2 separate regions of the Homo sapiens genome follow, and region 2 is linked to region 1. Evidence: chromatin loops called from intact Hi-C (ENCODE). Cell type or tissue: heart right ventricle. All regions are shown on one strand. Links, peaks and the distances in the headings refer to the core of each region. The heading gives the core; the rest is flanking DNA. Region 1 overlaps NTRK2 (neurotrophic receptor tyrosine kinase 2). Region 2 overlaps NTRK2 (neurotrophic receptor tyrosine kinase 2).

Region 1 (12,606 bases), core at 1,696-9,695:
GATCCTGAGCTCTGTTCATTTCATGTTGGGTCATCATTCCACATGTATAAAAGTATTCAAGTAAATTATAATGTTGTCTGTTCTCTGCCTTCTCTCCTCTCACTTCTATTTGTGCACACATAACAGAACTTAAAACAAATAAACACTTGACCTATCTCTTAATTCTCTCTCAACAGAATACTAAAACCCTATAACCTTCCCCTCTACCCTTCCACCTCCTTGTCATATCTTCCAAGTTCTTTGCCTCCTGAACAGCTATATTCCACAACCAGGAATGAAGTCAAAATGAGCCTGACCTATTTAGAAGTGATTGCTTTATACCTGGTAGGAAAAATGACAGAAAGTTAGCAAAATGACTTTGCAAGCTCAAATTTGAAACTGCACTTCTAAACACATGTGAGCCATGTCACAATAGTGACAGGTACTACATAACTTCTAAACACAAAAATTTAAACAGCAGTTGACAGATGAGAAAAAAACAACTTCATTTGACATTCTAAGAAGATAAAGAAAAACAACGATCCACTGTGTGGTTTGCTTGATTTGGGAGATAAAACCTGATCTCTAAGAAAATTAAACCAAAGCAGTACACTAAAATAGCCTTTGTGTGTGGTTTTCAGGAAAGAAAGCCAATCCAACTAAGTTGCTAAGAAAATAATGTTTCATATCACTCTAACTTCCACATAGAGCATTAATATAGCATATTCTTTTAATCTGGGAGTGTTAACAAAGTAGAATTACTACCAGTCTATTTTCTTGGTTCAACACGAACAAAAGAAGGAGTATGTACAAATATGCTACACAGACATATGTGCTACAAACTGTGGTTGAAACCAAAAGTAATTCTTAAAAATAAATCATTAAATTCAATTTATCTCAAGGAACCCGGCCTCTCCTCCTGGGCACCTGTGAACTGACCTTCACTATCATAAATAGTATTTTGTCGATGTGCCTTTAAAAGCTTCTACATTAAAAGTTGGAAGGTTGGAAAAGTGGAAAACTGAAATTGTCCTAATAAATAGGAAGGAAATCAAAGGCAAGTCTGATTTCAATCCATGGGACCATTAAGGATGGTTTATATAGTAACTGCACAGTTCTTCAACCAACAAGTGAATTGCCACCTTATATTCACTGTGGGACTATTATTCTGTGTGGTAACTAGTTACTAGTAAAATAGGTGCAGGGATTCTTTTGATATGACCCAGAGGAATACTGCCTTTCTTAAATGTATTTGCCATCAACTTAAGACAGAGCATTTCATGTACTATTAACACTTGCTGAAGAAGCTCTCAGATAAGATTTAAATAATAATGATAGTATTTTTTAAAATTAAAATATAACATCCACTTCTCCTTAATAATCCCATTATGCCAGGGGAGGTGACTGAAAGGTTTCTACTGCAAGACTAACTGCTGAAAATCATCTAAGTGTGCAGGAATTGAGCAGAAATTAAAAAGAAAATACTACGTGATAAATAATTTCATTAGAAACACTTGAAGAAGTAGCAGGGAGATTTTTTATACGAGATGATAATCAGCACAGCCTGGCCAAATCAGCTTTCTTCACCAGCACTTACATGATTCTGTTTCAGTCTTCAGAACCACTGCTCATAGCACCTCTCTATTCCAATTAATGTGGAAATGTTATATGAAAATGTTCTCTTGCCTTGCAATTAACAAAGTTTTTCTAAGGTTTAGAAGGGCCGTTTGAAGAAATGAACCACCACTTGTTTTACAGCATGAATAAATTTACAGTAATTCACAGCAGGAGGGGACTGTTAGAAAAATATTGTGAGGCATTTTGACTGCACTATTAATGAGAATGATGCAGTTAAGCTTCCCAGCCCCATCTATCATGCTCGATTAATCTCTAAGGATATAAAGAAAAAAGAAGAAATGAGACTCTCTCAAAAATGCCATCAAGATAAAAATTTCAAAAATAATGAAAAAATACTAAACTATAGAATAATTTGGCTAAAATAATGTATGTAAGTTATTTTTAATTAACTGAAACGTTCACACCATTATATTAAAAACCTGGTCCAATATGAACATTAATATGATATGGTTCATGCATTTGTTAATTCAGCAAACCTTCATCAAATGCCTGTTATGATCAAGGAGTACAGCAGGCACCATGGAATATGCATATTTGCATATAAAATGTAGAGAACTTGTTCTCCATATAATATCTCTATGATGAAATACTAACAAGGGAAACTTTTAAAGAAAACTCATCTTACAAACAAATAAAATCTCAGCAGCTCTTCTTTTTCATTGAAATAAAAATAGTACCAATTGCAAACTAAATACAATGGCCACAGTAGTTGGCAAATTGTTGGTTTACAAAGATGACACACACAAGACCATGGTCTTCACTGATTCAGAGTTAGCTAAAAAGTTTTACCCCCAAAAAAAGTGTGGAAATAAGATGAACTTCAAATCTGTGACTTAAACACAACAGATGTGTTTTTAAAGTATATGTAAAAGAAAAAGCCAGCTGACCATAAATTCATTTTTTTCAAACAAGACTTGAAGACTTATCTAACTTGAAGATATTGGCGTATTATTATCTGGTTTCTTCAACACAGAATTCCAGAGAATTTAAATCCAACATTCTAGTGTCATTTTCTGTCTAGATTATAACTTCTCCTGAAAGAACCAAAGTTGGGAAACCATCAAAAGAAAATTAATACATGACTAAGCCCCAAAGTGAAGGCTCCCTTTCTTATCCCAGATATCCAGAAGTGATACTCAATATTTTTCTTAAAACCCAGAACAAAGTTGGAAAGTGAGAAGGCACATCGCTGATGGAGAAGAAACTATAAAGAACTCCTAAGCGAGAGAAAGCAGAAGAGGATTAATGAAAAGCAGTACAGCCCCAAGTGGACACATAACCATGTGCTTCACAAAATAGTGAGGCTTTCAAAGGACCGAAAAGTAGAGGCAGGATTGCAGGACTCCCTGCTGATGTAGCAAACCCCGTATGGAGAAGGGCATTTCAGTCACAAAAAAAATGACTCACGAGAGATTGTGGAAATTGATCATCAGTGGTTGAAAGGAAAAAAAATCAGCAGCTGGAGAAACAGCTGAAAAGCTAAGTAATGAGCAAACCAATTCTCCCATAATGCGGTACACAAGGACAAGCAGATGGAAACTACTAAGGAAAAGGTGGCCAGCATGGGTGGAGCCAAAAGTGTAAATATCTATCCAATGTCGATTCCTGAATGAAAGAATAAATGGAAAGAATACATAGAGCAAATCAATAAGAAAAATTTTCCAGAACTGAAGACATGAACCCACACATTGAAAAGGTATCCCTCACAATAAGCAGAATTAAAAAAAAAAAAACCCACATCTAGTTACGTTGTGGTGAAATTTAAGAATAACATGGATAAGGAGTAAATTCTCAAAACCTCTAGAGGGGAAAAAATATAAAAAGCACAGTTTACCTAGAAAGAGCAAGCAACAGACTGACCTCAGACTTCTCATCAGCAACACTCAATACAAAAAGAATATGGTGCAATATCTTCAAAGTTCTCAGTTTTTGAGCCTATAATTTTTTACTCAGCAAATTCCACTGAGAAGAAAAAATACAGGCCAATTTCCCACCACCCAAGAACTTGATTTTATTTTTTTAATTTCTATGAAAGAAGTATTAGAAGATATACTCCAGCAAAAAGAACAATCACACCAAAAGAACACAGTAAGACACAAAAGTCTATGATATACAAAGAAATATGACATCTTCAAAAAAGCCAGGTAACAATACAAAAATAAAATCCCAGATGATAACAAACTGAGAGCTGGGAGGAGAAGTAAAGGGAAGCAAAAATATTTTTTCTGCCTTATTGGTGGTTATCTCTATGCAGAAAATACATATTTAAATTTGTGCAGAAAATATTTCAGTATTATAGACTTTTTTAAAAAGAGAATATTTATCACTTTCAAACAATTAAGAAAAAACAAAGAACAATGAAAGTAAAGAAACAGAAAAACCCTACAGAAAAATAGACAAAGGATATAAACAGGAAATTTACTGAAGCATAAACACAGTCCAATAAACATATAAGATACTCAATAGTAATCAGGAAAATGCAAACTCAAAAGCCATGACAGCAGTTTTTAGAAAGACAAACACTAACAAGTTTGCTAATATCAAGGTATACCTTGTTAGGGTGGGCATAAATAGATACAGCCATTTTTTCATGTGCAAACCACATAAACCAACAATTCTGCTTCTTTCTGTGTATTCTAGAAAAAACTTTGCACTTGTACATATGTGTAAAAAGCATGAATAAGGATGCTTGCTGAAACATTTTTGCAGTATTGAAAAAATGGAAAATAAGCAAAATGCTCGTCAATATGGAACACTTAATTAATTAAGACACATTGTATCATGAATTTCACGTAATGGTTAAAAAGAATATGACAGATCTATGACTACTGACCTGAAATGGTTAGGAGAAATGGTTAGGCAAGAAAAAGACAAACATCATATGTGTAATGTAGGAAATTACTTTTGCAACAAGACATATCAATATAATACATGCAATTATAAAAAGTAAAACACTTGAAAGAGAATAAAAATTAAAAGGGAAAGAACAAAACAGTTAAGAACACAAAAACGATAGGAAAAATAAGTCTGTCGATTCACTTGCCACACTCTTCTATAATGTTGCTTTTTGAAAAGCATCCTTGACATTGAAATGAATTGTGAATGTTACCGTGAATGTAACCATTCAGTCCTAATCGATCAATTGAGCCCATGCCCTCATTACAGTAGATTCAAAACCTCACTCTTAGACACACAATTCATTGACTAATTTGTAGAAAACAGAAATAAAAAATGACTGAAAATTGACAAACTGTTTAGGAAAAATGAGGACCAGTTCACTCCCTACACGTCCCCTATCCCAATCACAATGGCCGAGCAATAACACGTAAGGCGGGGTGCATTCCCGGAATGCTGCCAAGACAACACAACCAAAAATTACAATGGAAAAAAATGAAATTGGTTTCAGGCAAGGACAAAGCAGACGTCTGTTAAGAGGCAGTTTGTGAAATCAGAGCAAGAGTCAGATGCTTTCTCTCTTTTCCTCTCAGTGGTTGCTGAACCAATGTGGCCACAACTGCCATGGGGATTTGGGAGCTGGCCAAAAGGCCAGGTGACTCAACATTGAATTTCTTGTCCCTCTAGGCAATTTCTCTCAGCAGTACAAATTTGCACCAGAACAGAGAACAGTTACCCTCTTATCAATCAGGAAAAGACACATATTAAAAGTTTTTTTATTTTTTAAGTGTTAGCTAGCAAAGAAAACTGACAGAGGTTGGCAAGAGAATAAAGCCTTATTCCCCCATTATGAAACCAAAGGACTCTATTTGTGACAGAAAAATCTGTGGGAAGGGTCAGGGCCGTCTTCTAAGGTCATTCAGGGTAAGAAACAGACTCATATCTTTATTTTTATCGCATTCCTACAAAGCGTGTGCAGCAGCTCCATTTTTCTTAAATAAAAAATAGACCTCAAATAATAGCGTCTTCCGAAAACAAAGAATCGGTTGTTTGTGATTAATACACAGATTCCTTGTGCACAAGAACCAGGTGCTACATGGCTTTCTGCTGTGTCACCAGCCACTAGGCCAGAAGATCAAACATAATTGTTTGTGAACTTGTTAACTGGTTGACTAACCGATTCAAATGTCAATGGGGTAGTAACATGCATGTGTGGGTATTGTAGAGGTACATCACTGAAGACTAGTAAAATCCTAAGCAGAACACTTTGCTATTCCTTCCTTATAACTCACTAGCACTCACATGAGCTCTGATTTTGCCATTCGGTGCCCTTTTAAATGTTGGAGATGAAAACGCTGGGAAGAGGAATAGGGGATGACGGTAAAGTAGGAGATCTTAAATCCAGACATGGGGAGAAGCACGTGGCATGGCAGACTTGGGGCACCCCATCAAGAGACACAGACCTCTGGCAGTAAGACAAGTTTAAGGGAATGTGCTGGATTGAATTGGATTTGCTTGTGCTGCCAGGACACTTTCATCACCCTGAGATCCTTGGCCTGGGTGCCATCCAAGGGTATATGTGGCCAGAGAAGTGCCACACTTTTAGCAGATAGTTTTTGCACAGATGGATGGGTGGATAAATGGATGGATGGATAGATGGAAAAACAAATATGAACAAATAAGCAAATGAACAAACAAACAAAAAGAATAAGCAGTGTACTTTTTCTCTATGCACTTTACAGCCATCCACTCTGAATTAATATTCTACTTGCAAAGATTACTCCACACTGCACATAAATGTTGTCTGAGTCACTGGAGACATCAACAGAATACTATATACAATCCAGGTAGTGGTAATTTTCCCAGACTACCGCACCAAGGCAATGAGAATAATTAATAGCAACTAGAACACATTGATTTAAAAATAAATTACCACAATTGGGTATCTGCAGGTTTGCCAGGGGAATATTCTTGCTGCTTTCATTCAGGCAGTACAAATCCTGAGTGTCTGGACTGGATTTAGCCTCTTGGAGAGTCTTGATCCACATAATGTCACAGGAGCATGTAAATGGATTGCCCACCAGGATCCTACAGGGAACAAAAATGACAACAGATCAAGTTCCTTTTTCCATTTTAGCTACATTAGTGCTTGTAAAATACTACAACATTATGAATTCTTTCTAGCCAGCAATGCTTGGAAGTCATACCACTTTCATAGCATGACAGTACTTATTATTCCTTCATTTATCTGATACTTACGGAGCATCTCCTATATGCAGACAGCACTGGAGAATGATAGAAGACCTTACAGAATAACAGGGGAAACAAGATAGAGACAGAAATAGCCAAAATATAGGATAGAAAAGAACATCTCATAACATGGGGAAAATAAGGTGCCATGACAAATTTATCATGGTTATTATAGAGTTATTAAAAGGATGCCAACAAGAAGTTTTCAGGAATGCTAACATACTTATTTCTGACCAGGCTAAAGGCTCAAGTGTTACCACTTTCTAAGCTCAAACTTCAGCAGGGGGCAGAACAATTTCATCTCAATTTAAAATGAGACTGTAAGTACAAAGCTAAGACTAAATTGTGAATGCCAGAAGGCTGGCACCCCTAGCTTTCTGCATTATACAATCACAGTCAGTTTCATTGATTCAAGATAGCTGGAGTAAAGGTGAGAGAGAGAACCTGAAAGGAAGCTGTAGACCTCCTTCACACACACACACACACACACACACACACACACACACACACACAGAGCAAGCTATTCTGAGGGCAAGGCAACTGAGCTGCAGATTGAGCTGCGTTAGACCACTGTGGGTGGAAAGCCACCGCCATTCAGACCTCAGCCATGCTGCCTGGACTCCTGTGGCCTGCAATGGGTAAAAGAGGAAGTAGTCAAGAGGAAAATAAAAACCACAAGGAAAAAAAAATCTTTAAATGCTTATTTGTAATACTCAGTGGCCTATTTAAGATGAATTCCATTTATGGTAATGAGCCTTTAAATGAGGCCATTTAAAATCGTTACATAGACTCTGCCTGGCATTAACCACAATACTTAAGATTTCCGTGAAGACAGGACCTGGGCTTTGCAACATCATTTACTCCTGTGGTTTTCTGGTTGGGTTCTAAGAATCTCAGGGATCCCTGGAGACTTTTCCAGGAGTTTCTTAGGGGAAAATGTGGTCATGGTAGACTCATTTAATTTGTGTCTGCTTGATCGCCTCCAAGTATCCCTCCAACACCAAAATGGGATTTGATGTTATGAGATATGGAATAGAATGCAGAAAAGACCCACCACCAGTTTAAACCCCACTAATCCAAAATGCTTCCTGGAGCTCTGAGTACATGCAAAACTAAAGAGTCTTTCTAAAAGAAGATATCATTAACTCAGCAGAAGGGATAAAGAAGGAAAGGAATGCTTCAATTATGAATACAGCAATGTTCATATGACAACACAACACTGGTGCACAGCTGGCTTCTTTCTCCAGCTTACTATGCAAGCTCGATGATTATGACAGCACATTACACTTTTATCTTTAGGTTTCTACTTCTCCCACTGGATAACAGAATCCAGGAACATAGAAACTTTTCTCCCTTTATCCCCATGGCCCTGTGCCATATCATTTTGATTTGTAATAGGTACACAATTAACATTTGTTGAATTAATTGATTAAATATGCTTCAAGAAGAATATTGAGACATAAATTTGAAATTGAAACTCTAATTTTTAATCCAGCAAGAAAATTTTACACAATGTTGCCCAAAATTTTTACACCAAGTACTTTACCCTATCTCATGTATCTTCCTTTAGTTTGTCATGCCTATTCCTGTGTTAGAAGCATTAGTGCTTCAACGTCCTGAATTCACTTTATTCCAAATAATTCTCAATTGCCAAGACTTTCACCATATAACACCCATTACACCTATTAACTTGTTGTCTCTCCAGCAGTGACATCTTCCAATCTGCACAATTTCCTTGTGAATAAGGATGGATCTTCATAAAAAGACTCCACAATTCAGGCAAGATAGAGTTTAAGCAAATGCCATTGCCTAATCTTCAAAGGCCTCTTCCTGGGCCCACATCTGCCCCACAAAGCCTCTGCATTAGGATGCTTTGAGGTGCCTTACCATAAGAATAGCAACAGTTCATATTTGTTTAATGGGGACAATGCAAGGAATGGAGCTCACTTGGAAATCCTGGCTGTTAGTCATCAACACCTTTCAATACGTTTTCTATCATTTTACAACAGAAGAAAATGGGACTTAAAAATAAATATTGAATGCAATAACAGATCTGGAAGAAAATCTCACAAAGATGGGTGGGGAGAGAGAACAACTACCTCTCCTCCAATGTCCCCTATCCTTAAGATGGACAAAAGTGAGCAGAGTTTTGCCCATTTTTATTTCCTCCTTGAATGGGTTTGCTTGACTTTAGGGCCTGGATCCAACAGGAACCAAACCAGAGCTGTGAGATATAAAGCATACAGCCGTTTTCACACAAAGCCCCCTTCTTTTTCTCTTTTTTCCCTGTACCAGAAATTATTTATGTAAAATCAACATTTAAATGAATCAGAAATGATATGTCACTACTGAGATTTCTATTTTTTTTAATTACTGAATTTTAAAAATGAGAGATAATAAACCTTGAAGGAATAAAAGACTGAGAGACTGAAACTTGAGAAATCATTTTTTGAGAATTTGGTATAAAAATAGATCTGCAACATCACTCATTAAAAGAAAAATACTTAATTACCCCTTCCTTTGAAAACATTTCCCCAAATGCCACACAAAATCATTACTTACAGTTCAGACAAGTCAAGGTGACGGAAATGTTTCCTAGACAAACTCGTCAGTTTGTTTCGGGTAAAATTGCTGAAAGGAATCAAAAACATTAAACATGAATTTAAAATGTTACATTTTAGGAACACAGTATTCAAATAGAGATTTGTTTTTCAAAATATAATTTTATTTGATCATTATATAAGCTTTACTTACATCCAGATCTCTCTCTCTTTCACTTAGAGTGATAGCTGAGTTTTTCCTCTAACCTTGTCTATAATTTTTTCTTTGCTGGGAGGGGTAGCATAAATATATTGTGTATTTTTAATGTCTTTTTCACCCAAAAGCTTACTTTTCATATGTTGATTTGGAGCCAAGTTATATATCTTATAGAAACCCTGATCTTTTGAACAATTAATAGGAGGATATGTAAGATTAAATAAAATTTAAAACTATAAACCCAGTAGGGAAAAAATATGCCTTAAAACTAAAGAGCATCATGGATATTTTGAAATTATGTGGCATACAAAACTCTGAATATTAACTGAATTCAATACGTCTTTATAGGAAAGACATTTTATTGATAAAAAAAACTCTACTGAGATTGTTTACATATGATCTAAATAACCGCATACCTCCACGATGAGAACAAACAAAAATTAGGTAACAAGGAATATGTCAGATTTCATCTTGAACCATTCTAGTGACATACCATCTTCAGATTTAGACCAACCAGACAATAAAAAGATATATTTGTGACTAAAAAAAATAATAATTTACTGACATGTTCCAAACATGTAATTTGATTCTATAAAAGAGTTTCCAATGATCAGTGTCATGAGATTTTGGGGTAGGAAACTCAGAGCCATAACCCTGGCAGCCGACTCACTCTGCGAATTTGTTTACTGTTTAAATTTATTTAAAGAGTATCCGATGCTTGGGCCTCAAGATGTGTTTAATAAATAAAATGAATGTAAAATAAACATCAACTTTCATAAAAACAGCCAAGACCTCTACAAACCGGAGGAAGTCAATGAGACTTTCAGTGTGTGTTTCCTGCCGAGGAAGGCAAGTGTTGGGTTGAGAGTTGGATAAAACATGAGATCTGGCCAGGTGCGGTGGCTCACGCCTGTAATCCCAGCACTTTGGGAGGCCGAGGTGGGTGGATCATGAGGTCAGGAGATCGAGACCATCCTGGCTAACACAGTGAAACCCCGTCTCCACTAAAAAAAATACTAAAAATTAGCCAGGCGGTGGCGGGCACCTGTAGTCCCAACTACTGGGGAGGCTGAGGCAGGAGAATGGCATGAACCCGGGAGGCAGAGCTTGCAGTGAGCAGAGATTGTGCCACTGCACTCCAGCCTGGGTGACAGAGCAAGACTCCGTCTCAAAAAAAAAAAAAAAAAAAACAAAAACAAAAAATAACACACATGAGATCTGAGGGTGACAGTGATCCTGGCCCCTCACCTGAGGCTACTCTTTGCCGTCAGCCCAAGGAAGTCATCACTGAAGTATCCTAGTGTGTTTGATCAGTCACACAGTCCTGGCATTACAACCAGGAGCTAAAGCATGAACTAAGGCTAGTCAGTTGATAAGAAAGAACCTACCACTCTGGTGTCTCACAAATCATGAATGTGTGTGTCCACTCCCAGCTTAATTCTATATTAAGATCTCCACTCATCCAAACCCCTACCTACACAGGGTACCGTCCTTCCTCCTAGGCGTGCATCTTCTCTCTTCACACTGAGTATAAAGTGCTCACCCACATGAAAAATAATCCACCAGGAAGTTGTAAAATGTGCCCACATAGGTCTCTTCTTTTGGAACGTGAATTAAGAATGGGTTTTGGCCGGGTGCAGTGGCTCACACCTGTAATCCCAGCACTTTGGGAAGCTAAGGCTGTTGGATCACCCGAGGTTGGGAGTTTGAGACCAGCCTGGCCAACATGGTGAAACCCCGTCTCTACTAAAAACACAAAAATTCACCTGGTGTGGTGGCGCCTGCCTGTAATCTCAGCTACTTGGGAGGCTGAGGCAGGAGAATTGCTGGAACCCGGGAGGCAGAGGTTGCAGTGAGCCAAGATGGCGCCATTGCACTCCAGCCTGGGCGACAACAGCAAGACTCCTTCTTTAAAAAAAAAAAAAAAAAAAAAAAGAATGGGTTTCACTGGTATACAATGCATTGAAAAGTCAGTCTGCCTATCTTCCACAGTTTCTAAGGCACAATGCTTTCATCTTCATCAGAAGTCCCAATCTTTCTAAAACAAACAAACGAAAAACCAAAAACCTGCTTTCCTCCTCAAGAAAAAGGCAGAGAGAGGCAGCAAAGAAAGAGGAGGCTTAGGGTGAAGGGTCTCCCTGTCTGCTGGTAAAACCGCCGCCCCGCAGAGCTGCTGCCTCTGTGGGGCTGCCAGCAGCACCGCAAAGAGCGGGGTTACCGGCCAAAGAACAAGATGAGTTTTATGAGCCATACTTATTATTGGGGCCAAAAGCCAAAATGGAGGAAGAGGGGAGGGAAAAAAATCAACAATCCTCTTACTGTTTGATTATAGAGCTTTGCAAGGGAGCTAATTAGCACCTCTGCAAAGTCCCTGGAAAACACAAATACCAGCTTTTCTCACAGTCCCTGGGCTCTAAGGGGCTGGGCAGGAATTAAAGGCATCAAGAAATAACGCAGTGACCAGTCTCTGGGGCTCTGGGCAGTCCCCATGTGATGCTCACATGGACAGGGTAGGGGGAGAAGTGGTGAAAGTGAGAGAGAGGATCCCATTTAAATTTCCCTAAAACCCGAAGTGAAATAGACTGATCTTGTATGCATTTTTATATTGCTGGGGAAACTCAGAGAGATCATCAGTATATCCCAGGGGTAGAGAGAAACAGCTTTTAATACATATTTTGTTATCAGCTCCCTTGCACCCCACTGCGTTGATATTTGAGGGAAGAGTGCAATTTGCATGTGGAAAATCAGGGGACCACCAACCAAGCTGTTCCCCAGAGTCCTCCATCACAAGCAGAGGTTAGGTCTAAGATCCGGAAAGGCAGACACCTGACTTAATTCCTTCCTTCCTCCCTACTGTTCTCAAAAGCAAACTACTTAATTTAATTTCAGATTTTGGTGATTAAGAGCCTCTTTTGTCCTGTGACTATATGAAGCTTACTGCCATCTGATGACCTCTTCATAACTGCCTGGCACTTGCCTATTTCTCTCTGTCTTACTATTCAATAAATGGCTATAAATATTAGTAGCATTTTTGCAATTTGATCAATGATTGACATCCCAACAATTGCTTCTTCAGAAAACTGTAAG
Region 2 (12,606 bases), core at 3,063-11,062, 54 kb before region 1:
AAGTAAATGGATGCATGTCCACTGTTAACAAACCTATTTCCCCATCATTGTCCATCTGAGGTATGCTTTATGAAACTTTATGGAACACCAAATATTTGCTGGGCAGTATCTTATTAACCTTTAGACCATTCTCAGGAATCTTCCCTAACTTTGGTGCTGGCATGTGACTTCACAGTGAAAGAAAATAAAATTTAGAGAGGTTGAGTCACAGAAGAAGAACATAGGAAAGCTTGGAGTAAAACCTCAGCCCCTGCTCCTTCTGCTACTCTATCTTGCCTCAAAGGCAAAAATACAATAAAAATAAAATACTTCATTTTACTCTTTACCATTTCAGATTTACCATTACAATGCTGACCTCTCAAACGATACCCCGAAGTGGCCCTCAGATGGTTAGTGGGAAGATTAACAGGAAAACATATTCTTTCAATATGATAAGCTAAGCATTTTTTTTCTAGATGATTACACACGATCACACAAATTTACTAAAAAGGGACTTTGTCCATGTTGTGGGGATCAGAGAAGCATTCCTGAAGGAAGTGACACCTGAGCTTCATCTTAAAAAGCCAAGTAAGAAATAACCAGGCAGATGGATGGAGGAAGAACATTCCAGAAAGAAAGACTAGGTACAGTCTGCGATAAATGCTGATGACTTCACCATACAGAAACTTTAAAGGTCTCTAGTATGGCTTTTGTGTATTTTTGCTGAATTTTTAACTTGTGTAGAGGGCTTGTGTCAGCAGTGAATAATTCAATCAGGTCCCAATACGGACACTAGAAGGAAGTCCATCTAGATGGCCATGCCATCATTGCCATTATCCCTTCATTTTCTTAAAGAACCTCCCTGCAATGGACTGATAACTTCTATGTGATGAGTTAGGGCTTTCAGGACACTGTGGTCCATTTCAGGGCCGAGGAAGTCATTTTCTAAACAGCACTGTGGTACACTATAGTCACAGGACCGAGCGTGACCACCTCAAAGGGAGAGCCACGAAAGAAATTTCCATCTCCTGCTCTCAAATCTCATTGCTAATGCCCTGTCCCGTTGTCACCTGCTGAATAATTTTGTGTTTCTATGAACCACCCAGATTCTGTCAAACATCGCACAAAAGTCTCTCTGTATACAACAAAGTGACATGACTCAAGCTCTTATTAGAAATTATTTTCAATCACTCCCATTCTGGGAAATTAAGTCTGGCATTTTCTAATGTATTTTATCTCTTCCTAAAGAGACAGTCTCCTTTCATTTTAGTAAGTCATAAACTTTGATGCCAGAATGCCTCCTTGATAGCTCTAGAAATAGAAGTTTTAATACCCAGGGGGGAAAGGAGAGTTAGCAGGGAGGTTGGAAGAGCTAACACATCAACATCACAAGATCTGGGCTTGTATTGTGGTTCTACCAATTACTAGCTCTGTGACTTGGGCACATTAATAAATTTCTCTGGACTTCAATTAACTCATCCTTAAAAAGCAAGATTATTATGAAACGTGGAAAAAAATATGTCAAGGACCTGGCCCACAACGGCCCTCTCAGTAAATGGTAACTATAATCTACACCTCAATTCATTTTTAAATTAACTTTTAAGATTCCCCCACTTGCACATATAAAGTCCAAATTAGCAAATGAGAGACAGAAATAGTTTTAAAGATGCTGATAAAAGGCATCAAATAACATATTAAATTTCTTAGTGTTCCAACACTGTCTTTGGCCAGTTCCTCAGAAGTAGACCCAGAGTGGAGTGTTCATGGCAAGTGATTTATTAAGGAGGGGCTCCCAGGAGAGGGGAACAGGGAGGGGAGGAAGAAGCCAGGCAAGATTGCAACTTCAGGTGAAATCTCAGCCTCAGCCTGATTCTACAGAGAGCTGTGGTGTGTAAATTATACCACAGATCCTGCAGAGAACTTGTAAATTATACCACAGAGTTTGCCCAGTCTTAAGACAAGAGGGTGACCTTTCATACTCCTTCACCACTCATCAGCAAAACCTGGCAAAGGGTTGAGGGAAGGGAGTGGAAGGCACTTAACTCCCAGCTGCTTCCAGCTGTGTGTTTGTGTGTGTGTGTGTGTGTGTGTGTGTGTGTGTGTGTGTGTTCTCATGCACATGCCAGGAGTGGGGAGGAGCTCCACTAGCTCAAGTCCAGCCCTCTGAACAAGGTTCCAGGTGCGTGACCCTCAGAAGCAAACATATGCAGAAGCCAGGGTGAGCACACAAGGCCAGTAAAGGGAGTCAGAGGGTACCTGAGCAGAGCACTGACGACAGTTGCAATATGAATCAAGAAAATGCTGTGGAAACGTGTCTGTGTCACCTCTTCCTTTAGCTCACAGGAGTTTGCTCATCACCAAATGATATGCATTTAACTGTAAATCAAGTCATTTTTCCCTTTGGTGATTTATAAAGGAATAAGTTTGCAATCAATACTTCCTGACAGTATAAAATTCAATTTTGAAGGTTTGCCTTCAGGCATCAAAAAATGAGCTCCTCAACCCACTACTGTTGTGGTTTTCTGCTGAAGAACGTTGTGCTGGTCCCTAATGGAGGGCACAGACCCTGCTCAGACTGAAGTCATGGGAAAGAGCACTGGCTAACTCCTTAAAAACCAAGAGAAACACTGGCAGCAATAAGTCCTTGGCTCTTTCATATGTGCATATTCATTTAACCAACAACACCACTCTGAGATTTCTGGGATGCTGTTTGAATTGAATTGTATCGTCAATGCATTTGGTTAACACAGATCTATAGTACAGAGATTCAAGACTCTGCCTTATTCAAATAAATTCTTGTCATTTAAAAAATAGAATTTCTTATGCCTCTACATCTTTATCTATAGAAAGGAAATCTGGCTTAACTTCAGGTGATCATTCAGGGACTCAATGGAGACAGCCAATTGGGTAGGTAGATTGGGTCATAAGATTTTAGGATTAACTAATGTACTATTATGAATGATTATAGAAATGTGAGATATCAGAATATTTTTAAGTAACACATGCAATTAATTTGTTAGGGTAGTAAGTAGTTCCATACACTGCCTTTTAAAATTTTTTCAATAATGTTTATAATTTGACCACGTACAATTTAAGGCAATTACGTCAACACATCTGGAAGACTAGAACTGGAAGAGCAGAGTACACCCTACGACAAAGATCCTCTCCTTGACCAACCTCTGCTTGGGCTCCCCTGAACTCTTTCTCAAGTAGGCCTGACTTTTGGACTTCCACGTTCGTCTGCCTTGGATTGGTAAGAATCCTATTAAGTTGGTTAAGCCAAAATCTTCCATATCTGATTGTCCTCCACATCTAATCAGGTTCCTCATCCTCTACTGTCCCGCAGGGGATGTCTATCACCCTGGCCTGCCCTCAGAACCAGTCCTGTTACATTGGTTTATCCAGGATCCCCCCTTACCCCTGATGTTTCCTCTTAGTAATTTCCCATCCACTGCCACCCACCCTGCTTCTTGGCTATGAATTCCCACATGTCCATGCTGTATGCAGAGTTGAGCCCAGTTCCATACTGAGCTCTCTTTTTCCATATTGCAATAGTCCTGAGCTCTGGTTTTCTTTGACACCTACAAACACTGAATAACCAGATACGTCAAAACAAAAGTCATGATGAATTTCTGGGGGTCCCAACAGAGAGATCATATTGATGATTAATGGGCACCTTAAGTTTTTGCACCTAGATATGATGTCCATTTTTAAATAAGTGAATAATAAGTAACTACAGTACCTGCCACCAAGGGTCAGGGGATGTTTTCCATCTCAGGGGTTCAGAGGACACTGCAGTAGCTCAAGAGATGAAAGAAAAACCCCTGCGGAGGGAGGGGCTTGGCAAGGGGAGAGGATTTAGCCTAGGAATGACTGAGTGTCTTCCACAAACAAAATTCTCAACAATTACTACAGTTACAAAATAGCTACAATGAACTATCATTTTAAGGTGAAACATTTGCTACAATCAGTGCTAAAGTGATTGAACTAAGCTACTTAGACTTGGCATTTCCTACACTTGGCATATTTGAATTCTGAAAATTCTGAATCTGATTAGACTTCTTTTCTGTTTTTCCTTGCATTGTTTTGTAATTGAAAATTGTTGAAATTGGTAAGAATCTGTTCTGTAGTGTAAGATTCTGGCTAGAGAGGGAACTGAGAAGTCAAAGCAAACTTAACATTATTGATTTTTGAGAGCCCATGCCAATGAATGGGATTATCCAAGACTATAGCCCTTATTTTCCATTCTTAGGTTTCCATTATGCAAGTCTGTACACAGCAGATCCATCTTTTCAAACATGCTGGTTTTCTGGTAATATCTGAGTTAGTGTCTCTGAGTTTGCTAACCCATAAGCATTTTAGGTGATGGGAAATAAATCAGACTAGAATAAATATGTACTATTGAGCAATTTGTAAAGAGAAAGAGCTATATGACAGTAATGAAGAATTAAGAAGAATCGAATTCCCAGATATTTGGGGGAAAAGAGGTAGAAGACACTGTTTCACAACATGCAGGACCAGAGGAGAGAGAGACGTAGTATGGGGAAATATGTGGGAAGAAGATAGGAGATCCCAAAAGGTGACAGCCAATCAACTATTTTCCAAAATATAGAGAGATTAAGAAGGGGAGATGAAGCACTGTGACACTCAGTCATTCCTAGGCTAAATGTGTGAGACAGAAAACCATATTTTAGGAGATTTGGATAATTAGATCTCCACTATCACCATCACCAATGGTGATTCAAGAAAGATTAATTCAGACAAAGACGGCAAAGTACTATTAATAATTTGTCAGGAGGACAATAAACAGAAAAATCAAGTGCTCTTTTCTCTCTGCAAATACATGGCCTCAAAAATCTTGAGTCTTAAAATCTTAGTTTCATCCTTATCTTTTCAGCCAAAAGGAATGCTATGCAAAAAGCATGGATGGGTTCTACTTAATGTTTAACCATTGTGAGGAGGAAAAATAAAATTCTCACAATGTCTTTGTTCACTCTGAAAATGCATCAGCTGAGTTTTCAGTGTCATTTTTCTCCCAATAGCAACTAAGATCTCAAGAAGAGAAAATTTTACTCAAATTATATTAGCCTTGCAATTAATGATATAATATCCCAGGCCTTAGAGTAGATTAGACTGTATAAAAGGAATCAGGCTGAAGATGAGAAGAATTTCAAGAAAAAGTCAAGACATAAGTCAAAGTCTGGGTCCTATCCCTTTCTAGTCTCAAGTGGCCATGGCCATGTGATGGGTAACAATTACAACATGCCAGGAGTGTACACTATGACCCAGGGGAACCGCAGACACCTAGAAACCTCAAGCCATCATTCTGGGATGAGTGCAGGTGTTTTCTGTATATTGAATACATGTGGGTCTTGTGTGTATGTGTGTGTCGAACGTGTGTTTTAAAAGTGTGTGTGTTGAATGTGTGCATATTATGTGTTGTGTGTGTGTTGTATGTGGTGAATGTGCATGTTATGTATGTATCTGTGTGTTGAATGTATGTATTAAAAGTGTGTTGAATGTGTGTGGTTTGTGTGCATTGAATGTGTGTATGTTGTGTGTATGTGTGTGTTTTATGTGTGTGTGTTTGTGTGTTGAGTGTGTGTATGTGTGTTGAGGGGTGGATTCTCCTCTCAAAATGAAGCTGATCATGACCCTGAAGTGAAGTTTCCTCCATACTCTTGTATGAGGAACTCTCCCCGCATGAGATATCTTTCCCTTCAGTCATGCTTCAGTATAAGAAATTAATTTAATACATCATTACATCAGTGCTGCCCACATTTAATCTCTCTCCATACACTTTCACAATTTCTGTCGTATCCAAGTACCTTGGATAAGACAAGTACTCCTCACTCTGAATAAAAAAACAAAACAACAACAACAACAACAAAACTCCTAAATGCTGCAAGTCCCTCAGTGAGCTGCATTTCCATCCCTCTCTGCTCTCCTCCCCAGGCCCCCACTCTGCTCTGGCCACCTTAGTCTTGCACCCACTCTTCCTCTGTCTAGATCACTCTTCCCCAGGACATCAGCGAGCTCCCTCCCTCACTTTCTCTCACTCTTGGCCCCAGTGTCATCGTAGCAGAGCAGCTTTTCTTAACTATTTAAACACAGCAAAGCCCTCTTGCCCTGCTTCACTTTCAGTCATAGCATTTGCCATCACCTGTAGATTTCTCTATATTTCTTTCTCTGTTTTTCTCTCTCCCCTCCCATAAACTTTAATAAACTCCATGAGGTGGAAAGCTTGTTCTGTTCAGTTTTAAATTTGCAGTGCACTGGATAGTCCTACCCAATAGTCTTTTTAAAATTTAAGTTGAAATGAAATTGTTTAAACCATATTTTTTAATTTTTTCTATTATATTAATTTAGTCTCATCCTAAACAATAATATGATGAAACCAACAGTATGATGTAATAGGTATATTTTTTCTAATGAACACTAAAATAAATAGATAACAGAATTACCAAAATTTAAAATGTTAGTCCCTGAGCACCTCCTAAAACTCTCTTGTTACCACAGATCTTAAGTGTCCCCAGCTTTGAGAAACATAGCATTACCCAGGGGCAAGACAATACTAGTCACGTATGACACGCTCAAGCAGTGAACATGGCATGGAAATAAGTTGTGTTGTGGAGTCTTCTTACAAGTCTTAGTTTCACAGCAGAAAACACTGAAGCTGGAGTCATGAGACCTGGCTTCTGCCCCTGGATTGGCCACAAACCAGGTAACCCTCAGGCAAGTCGCTCAAGTTCTCTGGGCCCACCATCCTCATCTATAAAATAAAGGCTGCAAGTGATTTCTCACCTGCTGCTAGCTCTCACTGTCTTTGATGCTACCACCAGCCACAAAATGCAAAAGGGAATCCTGAAAGCATTTAGGCTCATTATACTCTTTTTTATTTATTGTTTTTCAATTTTTGTGGGCATATAGTGGGTGTACATATTTATGGGGTACATGAGATGTTTTGATACAGGCATGCAATGTGAAATAAGCACATCATGAAGAATGGGGTATTTATCCCCTCAAGCATTTATCCGTTGAGTTGCAAACAATCCAATTAAACTCTTTAAATTATTTTAAAAGCTACAATTATTATTGACTATAGTCACTCTGTTGTGCGATCAGACAGTAGGTCTTATTCATTCTTTCTGGTGTTTTTGTACTCATTAACCATCCTCACAACCTCCGCATCCCTCACTACCCTTCCCAGCCTCTGGTCACCTTCTACTGTCTGTGTCCATGAGTTCAATTGTTTTGGCTTTTATATTCTACAAATAAGTGAGAATATGCTATGTTTGTCTTTCTGTGCCTGGCTTATTTAACTTAACATAATGACCCCAGTTCCATCCATGTTGGTGCAAATGACTGAATCTCATTCCTTTTTATGGCTGAATAGTACTCTATTGTGTACAAGCACCACAGTTTCTTTATCCATTCATCTGCTGATGGACACAAGTTGCTTTCAAATCTTAGCTATTGTGAACAGTGCTGCAACAAACATAGGAGTGTGGATATCTCTTCCGTATACTGATTTCCTTTCTTTTGGGTAAATACCCAGCAGTAGGATTGCTGGATCACATGGTAGCTCAATTTTTAGTTTTTGAAGAACTTCCAAACTGTTCTCCATAGTGGCTGTACTAATTTGCATTCCCACCAACTATACTCTTATAATAAAATAATATTTTTGATATAGTGATCCTATTAACTGTAACTTTTTTTCTATAATCCTATGACCCTCCCTAGTGTAGGCAGCTGGATCCCAAGCACCCAATCATTGCCTCAAGGAAGAGTCATCAAGACAGAACTATAATGAAAGAGCTGAAATTCTTGGCCAAGGCCAGAAAGCTCTCCTTTAAAAAAAAATTAATGAAATAAAAACAGAAGAAATGATTGGATTAGAAAAACACCTCTGCAACCCTTAGAAATTAAGTAGCTTTTAGGAAAGTATGCTAAGCCCAGTAGGTTCAAGTTTTAGGAGGAGAGGATATTTGCTAGATGTCAAATTATCACCCTACAAACCAGCTATGAATTCCAAAGGGAAAAACTTGTATTTATAAAGAAAAGATCTGGTATCTGGTGGTCACTATCTTCAAAAGGTGATCCAACTTCCACTGATAGTGTAACAACCTGACACAATGTGATTCCAGATGTGACACAGATGAAGTGCACATCATCTTCTGTGATGTTTTCTTCCCAAAACCTCTCACCTGAATCTGACCAAACCTTTAGAAATAAGTTCCAGTTTATAGGAAATAGAGAGGATAAATGGCAAGTTGAAGAATACCAAAGAAAACAATCACACAGAGACAGAATGAGGGACATTCTACAGGACAACTGCCTAGTCTCTTCAAATAGCCAGTGTAAGGCAGGGAAAAAGAGAAGCCATGTTCTAGACTGCAAGGGACCAAAGAAACTCAATAAAAAAAAAAAAATGCAACGCATGAACTTTGAATTGATCTTGGTTTGATATATAAGTAACTATAAAAGGCATTTTTAAATCACTGGGGAAATTTGAAGATAGTCTAGGTAATATCTGTTATTACAGGGTTATCTTAATTTCCTTGAGCACAATGGTAATGGTATTGTGGCTGTGGTTTTAGGACACTGTGTCCTCAGTTTTAGGAAAAACATGCTGGAAATTTGGGAGTGAAGGAACATGATACTGTCAATGTATTTTTCAATAACAAGATGTTAAGCAGAAGTTGAATCTAGGTGTTGAGTGTATGAATATTCATTGTTAGTATTCTTTCAGCTTTTATTCATATTGAAAATTTTACAGTAAAAAGCTGGAGGGAAAAAAAAAACCAAGATCCACATATATGATGAAAAGTATGTGGAAGAAGATGAAATCAGAAAAAATCATTTTTCATGTTCTTCCTGTCCCCATAGGAAATAGGAAGAGAGTCAGTGAGGGGAAAAATGGTTAGATACAGGCAGGAAGAGTCTATAACCTGTCCCCAGGTCAAGTATGAGGGTTAAGGAAACACAGAGCCCTGACTCAGACTTAGAGTTTCAAAAAGAAGAATCCTGAGGACCCCTTTCTTGGAAGACGAGAGAAGTTGTCCAGAAGTCAGAGCAATCCCAAGCCTGTAATGGCACAAGAGTAATAAAGTAGGGGAATAGTATGTCTCTGCATAGTATGTCTACGCAGAGACAGTGGGGGCCAGTCTCAGTATTTTCCATGTCCCCAAAGCTGCAAAGACACCCTTGCGGAGACACATATGAAGGTGGCAGAACTTGGTTAGGAACACAAGATGGTACACCTATGACTTGAATAGAGTGGTGGCCAAGGACAACTGGGAAGATGGACAGCCACCAGCATACAGAAATTACCACCAAGGCCACACTGTGGCACTTTATTGAACTTGCAGCACACTCTCCACTATTTCCCAGAAAGGCAAATGCAACCTGAGTAAGGGAGAGGAAAGTGAGAGACCTGAAGTGACAGAGAAAGTGTGGAATTTTTTGTGATTACCCACCATTGTCTGAGATTACCCAGAGTGGTAGGAGATTAATTTTCTGCTACTCAGTACAGAAAGGGCTAAAAGGGTATACTTCATTGAACAATAGAAAAATAAAGTCACATGGCTCACAGGTTGTGCCTGAGATAGGTGTCTGCTCATTCTCAATCCAATCCTAGACATTTTACTGATTAATCCACCCTCTGCCATGACATCACAGGAAAACGAAGATATAATGTGAGGGATAAACGATTACATAATATGCACATAAATCTACCTCTAAAATCACCTTGCACTTGTCCTCACTCATAGAGGAAAGGCTACAAGTAAATAACACAGAAATTATGTCTTTTGGGCTATGGAATGCATGTCATTTCAATATAGAAACATCTAATGTTTCAAGGATTTACTTCAAACAAAATGACAAAGCCATGCTATGAAGTCTGACTTAAAAGATCAAGAAACAGCCCACATGTTGAGCTGCTCCCTGACATCCACACCATTCCAGGAAGAGATGGCTAAGGCAGGGCTGCCTCTCTTTGCTCTCAAGCTGGAATGTCAAAGGTACCCTTGTTTATTAGTCTGTTCTCATGCTGCTAATAAAGACATACCCAAGACTGGGTAGTTTATAAAGGAAACAGGTTTAACGGACCCACAGTTGCACAGGGCTGAGGTCTCACAATTGTGGTGGAAGATGAAGGAAGAGCAAAGAGACTTCTTACATGACAGTGTGCAAGAGAGAGCTTGTGTAGGGGAACTGCTCTTTATAAAAAAAAAACCTCAGATCGTGTGAGACTTATTCACTATCACGAGAACAGCATGGGACAGACCCACCCCCATGATTCAATTGCCTCCCATCAGGTCCCTTTCAAGACACATGAGAATTATGGGAGATGCAATTCAAGATGATATTTGGGTGGGGACATAGCCAAACCATATCACTCTGACAAGATGCATGCTACCTGCAAATTAACAGTAAACAGATTCACTGGGAATGCCAACTAAATAGAAAATACCTTCTATTGATAACTTAGAGGCAATATTTTCTGGAGATGACCGCACATTTGAAGGTATAGTCAGGGATATTTAGTGTTGGCTCCAGATGCAGTATTTCATATGTCAACAGTAAAGAGACTGTGGCTACACAATAGAGAAAAAGATTACATCATTACACACCATAATAATAAAGGATCTCACCAGAAGTGCAGGGCAGACTTTTGTAGTGAGTGTGTGATTGTATATAATGGTTTTGTAACAAGGTGGTAGATATTAAAGCTGGAGGGGAGGCTCAGATGATTCTCTGTCCTGTACTATTATAATATTTCTGGTCTTTATGCAATTTTCATTTACAGGCAATCCAGGAAGCAAGTGCAGGAAAGGCTCAGTTGGGTGGTTGACTATACTCAAGTCTTGCCAGGACTTCTAAAGTTGACAACCACAACCATAAATAGAAACACCACTTCATTCTCAACATTCTCCCTCCCCACAGCACCCTCACCCCTTAAGTCACCTCCCCCTTCCTTCCTTACACTGTCGCTGAAGACAGAGATGACTCTTCTGCTTCAATCCAGGATATTAATGTCTACAAAAGACTTAAAGAATTGAAATAGAGATCAGGTCACTAGCTCACTGGCTCATTCTCTCTCTCATTCTCTTTGTCCTCAGGCCACTAAAGTTCCCAGATGATCACAGAAAAGGCCAATGTGTTTCTGCTTTTGCTGACGCTTTGATAAAAACAAAGGTCTTCCACCACTGTTAGCCTGTCCAAGCCTTGGCTTTCTCACAGAAAATGCAGGGTCTGTGGTTATAATAATATAAATGACAATCTATTGCATAAGGAAGAATTTAATTTCTTGACAATCCCTCTTTTCCTTTCTAGCAGGCTGTACATACATCAGAATTAAGGCCTATTTTTTAAAATAAATCACTTTAGCAGTTATAATCCTTTCTGTACAAAAGGGAAACACATTAGAAGTTTCCATGAGGTCGTGTTTTTAGATCTAAGCTAGTGGGTGTTGGGGGGTCCCATCCCCCTCCCATTCCTGCCCTTTCCACCTCTTTACTTTGGAAAATATTTCTCCCCTGAAAAACTGCTAAAACCTACATACCAAATCAATCAATCAATGAAACAAGTTTTTATAAACCCCAAAATAATTTAAAGTGATGAATTCTTCAGAGGACAATAAAATTAAGAATTTGCAATAATTCACACATAGTGTATTAAAGGGCTGAAGGGCTTAAAAGAAGCACACATATCAGCACATTTGTATTCATGATACATACCCATAAAGTAGATACACATTGTAATTACAATTTTTTTCTATAGACTCAACTAATAAACCTGGAAACACTAATATTCACTGTTTACATTTGCGACATTTTTCTGCATTCCAGATTCAATATGAATTCAACAAGAATCACCCTATAATATTTTCTTTAATAATGTATTACTAAAACATAAATCTGAAAAGTAACTACCTCTTAGAGAATTAGTTTAAAGAGACAGATACTAAACTAAGCACTGATTTAATTCTTATAATCACCTGAAGAGATGAGTATTATTCCCTCAATTTACCAAAGAGGAATTAAGATTTAGAGTTTAACAATTTGCCCAAAATGATGACCAGCAGGCGGGAGATCTGGGATTTAAACTCAAGCATGTTTGATTCATATGTCTTCAATATTACTTTCCTATATGTTCCTTGGGTTGAAGACTCAGGAGTTAACAACTTACAAACATGAAGGATGTGCATTATTCAAACAGGCTGTCTTCTGAAGTGCCACGTGACAATTCTGCTGATTTAGAGCTAAATGTATTCCCATAGTCATTTAGTATTCTTGCTCAAAATAAAGTAAGATAAAATCAAAGCATATGTTAGAATTTAAGCCAAGTTATTATCTGTCTTCTTCATAAATTCTGAAAAGCTTTTCCACCAAAATCAGATGTTAGGAATGAGATGGAAGAAAAACAAGAGAGGAAAAAATATAAAATTAGAAAGCAAAGACATGCAGGACAAAATGACAGGGAAAACAACGAAAGGTAAAAGAGAAGTGAAGGGGGAAAAGAAGAAGAAAACCAGAAGATTTTCAGATTTTGAAAGTCCTGTCTGAAATAGGCCATAAGCTATGTGAGGAGGTCAAAGCAAATTCCCCCCAAGGTTAATGG

What was found. Hi-C counts contacts between places; a loop is a spot of excess contacts. Peaks named below come from ENCODE experiments on the same cell type or tissue, not always from the same donor. Only the 100,000 strongest peaks of a DNase experiment are listed, where the experiment ranks them.
Region 2: it touches region 1 in a loop (2.1-fold over the local background); 5 of 110 quality-filtered maps call a loop at or near these places.

What each region holds. Positions count from the first base shown.
Region 1 is chr9:84,704,631-84,717,236 of GRCh38, reverse strand. It overlaps NTRK2 (neurotrophic receptor tyrosine kinase 2), which reads right to left. Exons shown (of 19, transcript NM_006180.6): 5 at 9,325-9,393; 6 at 6,446-6,600. Among named protein-coding and RNA genes, the nearest start is that of NTRK2, 41 kb to the right of the region's middle. RefSeq lists enhancers at 7,465-7,524, 8,138-9,056. In heart right ventricle, for the core only: no CTCF peak of the experiment used is centred there; a DNase peak (open chromatin) is centred at 6,050.
Region 2 is chr9:84,759,636-84,772,241 of GRCh38, reverse strand. All of the region lies in intron 12 of NTRK2 (neurotrophic receptor tyrosine kinase 2), which reads right to left. Among named protein-coding and RNA genes, the nearest start is that of NTRK2, 96 kb to the right of the region's middle. In heart right ventricle, for the core only: no CTCF peak of the experiment used is centred there; no DNase peak of the experiment used is centred there.